Regions from separate parts of the Homo sapiens genome. Here region 1 is linked to region 2. A link is a loop called in an ENCODE intact Hi-C map of the cell type or tissue named here. Cell type or tissue: PC-9. All regions are shown on one strand. Links, peaks and the distances in the headings refer to the core of each region. The heading gives the core; the rest is flanking DNA.

Region 1 (2,902 bases), core at 124-2,623, 260 kb before region 2:
CAGCACTTTGGGAGGCCGAGGTGGGTGGATCATGAGGTCAGGAGATCGAGACCATCCTGGCTAACGTGGTGAAACCCCGTCTCTACTAAAAATACAAAAAATTAGCCGGGTGTGGTGGCGGGCGCCTGTGGTCCCAGCTACTCAGGAGGCTGAGGCAGGAGAATGGCGTGAACCCTGGAGGCGGAGCTGGCAGTGAGCCGAAATTGTGCCACTGCACTCTAGCCTGGGCAACAGAGCGAGACTCCATCCCCCACAAAAAAACAAAAAAAAAAAACAAAAAAAAATCAGATCTTGTCCCTGTCCTCAAGGAGCCCCAGGTTTCATGGAGAGACAGAAAACGAAGACAGCTTTGTCACACCTAGAGCCCAGGGCTTGGCAGGAACACTGCCCAGGTTGAGATGCCAGGGCAGGGGCGCCCACATCCACATGACCTCAGGAAGCTACAGGTGTGGGGGAGGAAGAAGAGTAGGGGTGTCCTTGCCCCATAGGAAGGCTGGACCATTTCCCAGGGACAGTGGGACCTGTGAGGTTCAGCCCACCTCGGAGTCCCCAGTTCCTAGCCTCAGCTCAGGGCCTAGCACCGAGGAGACACGACTGAGTATCTGACACACGAATGAGGCCGACTTGGAGATGCGAGGGGCACAGGGAGCCCGATGCTGATGGCCCAACCGGACTTGGATCCAGGAGATGGCCACTCCCCGGCCACCCACCTTCACCTCCAGGTAGACTCCCCAGGCCCCATGGTCTCTTCCTTTCTAGAGTCAGCGTCTTAAGAACAATCCCGAGTGCAGCCCCTTCTGGCTGCCCCCACCTCCCACCCCCATCACTCCCCAGGCCCCACCACATCAGGATGAGATCTGGCCTCACCCCTTCAGAGGCCTCCCCAACTCCACCACTCTACAGGGTGGCCCCGCTCAGCCCGTACGAGCTCCTCTGTTGAACGGACAACTCATTCTGTCTCCACCCCACGAGACAGAAGCCCTGACTGTCCCATCCTTATAGCCCTGATGCCTAGTGTATGACCTAGTACGTAACAGGAGTGCACCCAACGTTTCTGAATAAATACAAGTAGAAACAAATAAAGGGGCCAGGTGTGGTGGTGGGTGCCTGTAATCCCAGCTACTTGGGAGGCTGAGGCAGGGGAATCACTTGAACCCAGGAGGTGGAAGCTGCAGTGAGCCGAGATCACGCCACTGTACTTTAGCCTGGGGAACAGAGCAAGACTCCATCTCAAGAACAAAAGAAAGAAAGAAAGGAATGGCCTGACCCCGACCTCTGGGGCCACCCCGAGTTCCCTACCTGAGGGACGCCAGCACCTTGGCCATGTTGAAGCCCTCCAGCACCTCCTGAAGCTGTTCACAGCCTTCTTCTCCCAGGGTGTTGCCTGCTCAAGGGGAGGGAAGAGCAGTCAGCCGGGGTGCCAGGGCCAGCCTAGCAGACCTGTGCAGAGGCCTCCCCCATCCGACTACCATTCAGGTCCAGCTTCTCCAGCTCAGCTTTGTCTGCCATGGCCTCAGCAACAGCCAGGGCAGCATCCCTCTTGATTTCACAGAATGACAAGTTCAGCTCCTGAAAATAAGAGGAAGGGTTGGAGGCAGGCAGAAACCCGGGCCAGGACACCAGGTTCTACTCTAAGCCTCAGTTTCCCCAAGTGAGGATATGGCAGGCTCTGTCCTCCAGGTGGGGCAAAGTGGGCAGGAAGAATAACACCAACAACAAAAATAATGCCCTGCAGCCAACGATGAGTCACGTACTGTGTTTACTTAAATCACAAGACAGTGATGTACACCACTCCCTGCCTCCCGCTTTAGAAATGAAGAAACCATGGCTCAGAGGGGTGTGGAGGCTCACACAGCATCACAGGGCCCGAAGTGGAGGAGCTGGGATATGGACACAGGCCCACCTGCCTTCAGACCAGACCCCTGTGCCCCCAGCCGCCCCACCACCCACAGACCCCAGAGGGAGGACGTCAGGCGTCCAGGCTGGCACCTTTAGCTTGGGCAGGCCGCCGCGGATGGCATCTGCAATGGCAACTGCACCCTTGGAGCGCACCAGGCAGTCCCCAAAATTAATCACCTCCACCTGCCGCAAGGTCTTCAAGGTCTGTGAGGGGGAAGCAAGGGTCCAGAGTGAGGGTGCAGACCACACCCCAGCCCTCAGCAAGCCCCGGGGGCCCCACACGGTCACATCCCAAGCCAGCCACCACACACTGTCCTCCTCTGCAAGTCACCAGCTTTGCCGTCTTCTACTTGTTGGCCTCTGGGCCCCTGGCCAAACCTCCTCCACCCCTCCCCATGTTACGGCCAGAACTCTTCCTGAGACCAACCAAGCAAGGTTCCTGCTGAGCATCCGGGTCTTCCACACGTAAGCTGATCCCTCTGCCTGAAACACCCATCCCCCACCCTCTGTCCAGAGAAAGACCACTTGCCCTATACAACTTAGCCAAAATGTGATCTCTTCCAGGAAGCCTGCCCTAAGTCTGATTTGAACTTCCTTCTGGCGTGTTCCCCAACACCTGCACACATCTCTGCTAACACACAGGCAGCCGGACTAGCCTTCTGTGGGGCCACGGGACCCTGGCAGCCAAGAAGCCACTGCGTTCAGAGCCCAGCACTGTTACCACTGGCAGCTTCCTTCCCTCCTTGAGCTAGGGTCTCCCTGAAGGCGGGGTCTTTGGCTCAACCCCATGTGGCCTGCACTTGGTACAAAGCCAAGCACTAAATGGGGACTCAAAAAACAGCTGCTGGGCCAGGCACAGTGGCCTGCACCTGTAATCCCAGCTACTCAGAAGGCTGAGGTGGGAGGATCACTTGATCCCAGAAGTTCAAGACCAGCTTGGGCAACAGTAAGATTCCGTCTCAAAAAGTGATAATAAATAACAAAACAAACAACAGCTGCTGAA
Region 2 (2,902 bases), core at 129-2,628:
AGTGATGGGGGCTCACTCCTGCCACGGGACTGCTCAGTCAGGACGTTGGTAACAGGCCCATACCTCCGTCCTAGTGGCTCCTGAGGCAGGTGGCCTGGTAGCAGCTGCAGTACCTGTGAGCCCCACCAGTTCTGTGACGCTTTGTGGTCCAGACAGTGTGTATCATTTCAGTTTTTGTTTTTGTTCTTGTTTTTTGAGACAGAGTCTAACTCTGTCGCCCAGGCTGGAATGCAGTGGTGCAATCTCGGCTCACTACAACCTCCGCCTCCTGGGTTCAAGCAATTCTCCGGTCTCAGCCTCCTGAGTAGCTGGGATTACAGGTGTGCACCATGATGCCTGGCTAATTTTTTTTGTATTTTTTTTTAGTAGAGATGGGTTTTCACCATGTTGGCCAGGCTGGTCTCAAACTCCTGACCTCAGGTGATCCACCCACCTCGGCCTCCATCACTGGAAAACTTGAGACACAGAAAAGTGTCTCCACCATGGTATGGCTGAAGGAGGGCAGGCCACCAGGCAGACAGACCAAGATCCGAATGTCAGCATCTACCTTTATGTGCTTTATGGCATGACCTTGAATCTCTCTGAGCCAGTTCCTCCCCTGCCAAAAAGAATAGCAACTGGGCAGTGTCTGGTCAGGTCAGCCTACAGTACGTGGTGCCTGTTCAATCTCTTGGGCGACAGTCAGGCCCCAAGCTCGCAGCTCAGTGTGTGGGGGCTGAATCTTCACCTGAGTCCTCTTCATTCTACCCAGCAGCCACCCTGAGCTGGGGCCCTGAGCTCTGATCCCCATGGCCTCCCCTCACCGGCCCAGGTTTTTACCCAGGGCCTCAAGGGATGAGTCGGCCCGCTGTCACCACATCTCTCTGAGTGGGAGGAGAAGCAATGCAGCTCCCTGGTGTGAAGATGCAGGTGGCCGCGTAGCAGGTGTGTGGGACCCTGGCCCGGCCACCAGCCAATGCCCGGGGCTCTGTTGCTCCACAGGCATGGCGACAATCTGCAACATGGGTGCAGAAATTGGGGCCACCACTTCCGTGTTCCCTTACAACCACAGGATGAAGAAGTACCTGAGCAAGACCGGCCGGGAAGGTGAGCTGGCAGGGGCAGGCCCGTGTGGGTGGAACAGTCACATGCCCGCTCCTCCCCAAGACAGAGCTATGCCTTTCCCTGTAGGGCAGGGGTTCTTAACCCATTGTCTCCAGACAGGCGTCCGAGGCTCTGAGAAAGCCCTGAAGAGGTGCAATATGTTTCTGAGTAGATTGTCTGGAGCTCTCTCCAGCTTCTCAAAGGGCCTGGCATCTGAGTTCAAGATAGCCCCACCTCAGGATGGGCATTTCATTTTCCCTGGAAGGTGGCTGAATGCCCGCCCTTCTCGGCCTGGTCCCTGCTGCCCCCTACAGGAAACTCCGGAAATGACATGGATCGCTTCTGTTGATAATTCCTGACCTAGCAGGGGAACATTTGGAAGGAGAACCACTTTCCCAGCCTCCCCTGACAACTTCCCTGAGGCTCTAGCCTGGCTTCTTTGGAGCTCAGAGGGCATTGGCACCTGTGAAGGGTGGTGCGTTGTGGGAGTGAACGAGGAGCCAGAGACCAGGGGCCATGGGGAGAGCCGTAAGCACGTGGAATCCTTGGAAGGCTCCTCCCTTTCCTTATTGAGTGACTGCTTCTTCAAAACCCAGCTCTTCACTTCCAGGACACCCTCCCCGGCTCTGAACCTTAGCTGGCGCTCCTCCTCTGTGTCTCCGTGTCCCTGACAGCTCCTGCACTAGGGTGTGAGCTCTGTAAGGGCAGAGACAGCAGCCTTGGTTTCTTCATTGGCCTAGTCAGTGCCCAGGGTGGGCCTGGTGTTTGGCAGGTGCTCAGGTGGGTGGTGAGTGAACTCTCAAGAACAGTTTATGTTTCACGTGCTCCATCCCCGTCCCTTGTTGATTTCAGACATTGCCAATCTAGCTGATGAATTCAAGGATCACTTGGTGCCTGACCCTGGCTGCCATTATGACCAACTAATTGAAATTAACCTCAGTGAGGTGAGGAGACAATTAACTGGGTTCAAGAAGTTTCTGAGAGTAGTGGGGAGCAGGGCGGGTCCTGCCTAAATACTCACTGAGGGCCGGGTGGTGGCTCACAGCTGTAATCCCAGCACTTTGGGAGGCCAAGGCAGGTGGGTCAGTTGAGGTCAGCAGTTCAAGACCAGCCTGTCCAACATAGTGAAACCCCGTCTCTACTAAAAAAAAAAAAAAAAATACAAAAATTAGCTCGGCATAGTGCCATGTGCCTATAATCCCAGCTATTCAGGAGGCTGAGGCAAGATAATCGCTTGAACCCGGGACGCAGAGGTTGCAGTCAGCCGAGATCGCACCACTGCACTCCAGCCTGGGCGACAGAGCGACACTGTCTCAAAAACAAAACAAGAAAAACCTCAGGGTGACTCGTGGGCCCCTGGGTCCCCAGTGTTCCTGCAAACTGCTTCCTGAAGCAGCCTGGAGCAGTGGGTGGGGAGGGGGGAGACACAGCCACGGGGAGAGCAGAGGTAGCTCTGGCTGCTGAACCAGAAGTGGATGTCAGTTTGCCACCAGCTCAGCTTTAGGAGAAGCCAAGGTTTCACCCTGAAGGGTTTTTGTTATCTGAGTTCAGAGGGCAAATCCCAGCAGGGTTAGGCACCCTGAGACGCACAGATCAGAGCAGGTGTTTGCAGAGCCAGAGGAAGGGCAGGCTAGAGGATCCCGTCTGCAGGAGTTCACACCTCGGCTCTGCCACTTAAGTTGTGTGGCCTTGGTCACGCACTTAGCCTCTGTAGGCCCCTTGCTCCATCACGTGTGGAACCTACAGCAGTCGTGAGGATTGAATGAATTCATGTAACTAACACTGACGGAGGTTTACTGCATGCTGCGCACATAGCTGA

Evidence for each region. Hi-C counts contacts between places; a loop is a spot of excess contacts. Peaks named below come from ENCODE experiments on the same cell type or tissue, not always from the same donor. Only the 100,000 strongest peaks of a DNase experiment are listed, where the experiment ranks them.
Region 1: it touches region 2 in a loop (9-fold over the local background); 3 of 110 quality-filtered maps call a loop at or near these places.

Annotation. Positions count from the first base shown.
Region 1 is chr22:41,254,722-41,257,623 of GRCh38, forward strand. It overlaps RANGAP1 (Ran GTPase activating protein 1), which reads right to left. Exons shown (of 16, transcript NM_002883.4): 8 at 1,990-2,103; 9 at 1,470-1,569; 10 at 1,300-1,384. Among named protein-coding and RNA genes, the nearest start is that of MIR6889, 3.1 kb to the left of the region's middle. RefSeq lists enhancers at 1,656-2,199, 2,200-2,743. In PC-9, for the core only: a CTCF peak has its summit at 1,657 (motif pointing right); a DNase peak (open chromatin) is centred at 1,770; H3K27ac peaks cover 1,278 bases.
Region 2 is chr22:41,516,546-41,519,447 of GRCh38, forward strand. It overlaps ACO2 (aconitase 2), which reads left to right. Exons shown (of 18, transcript NM_001098.3): 7 at 982-1,086; 8 at 1,936-2,027. Among named protein-coding and RNA genes, the nearest start is that of POLR3H, 26 kb to the right of the region's middle. In PC-9, for the core only: CTCF peaks have their summits at 1,390 (motif pointing left) and 1,590; a DNase peak (open chromatin) is centred at 1,206; H3K27ac peaks cover 673 bases.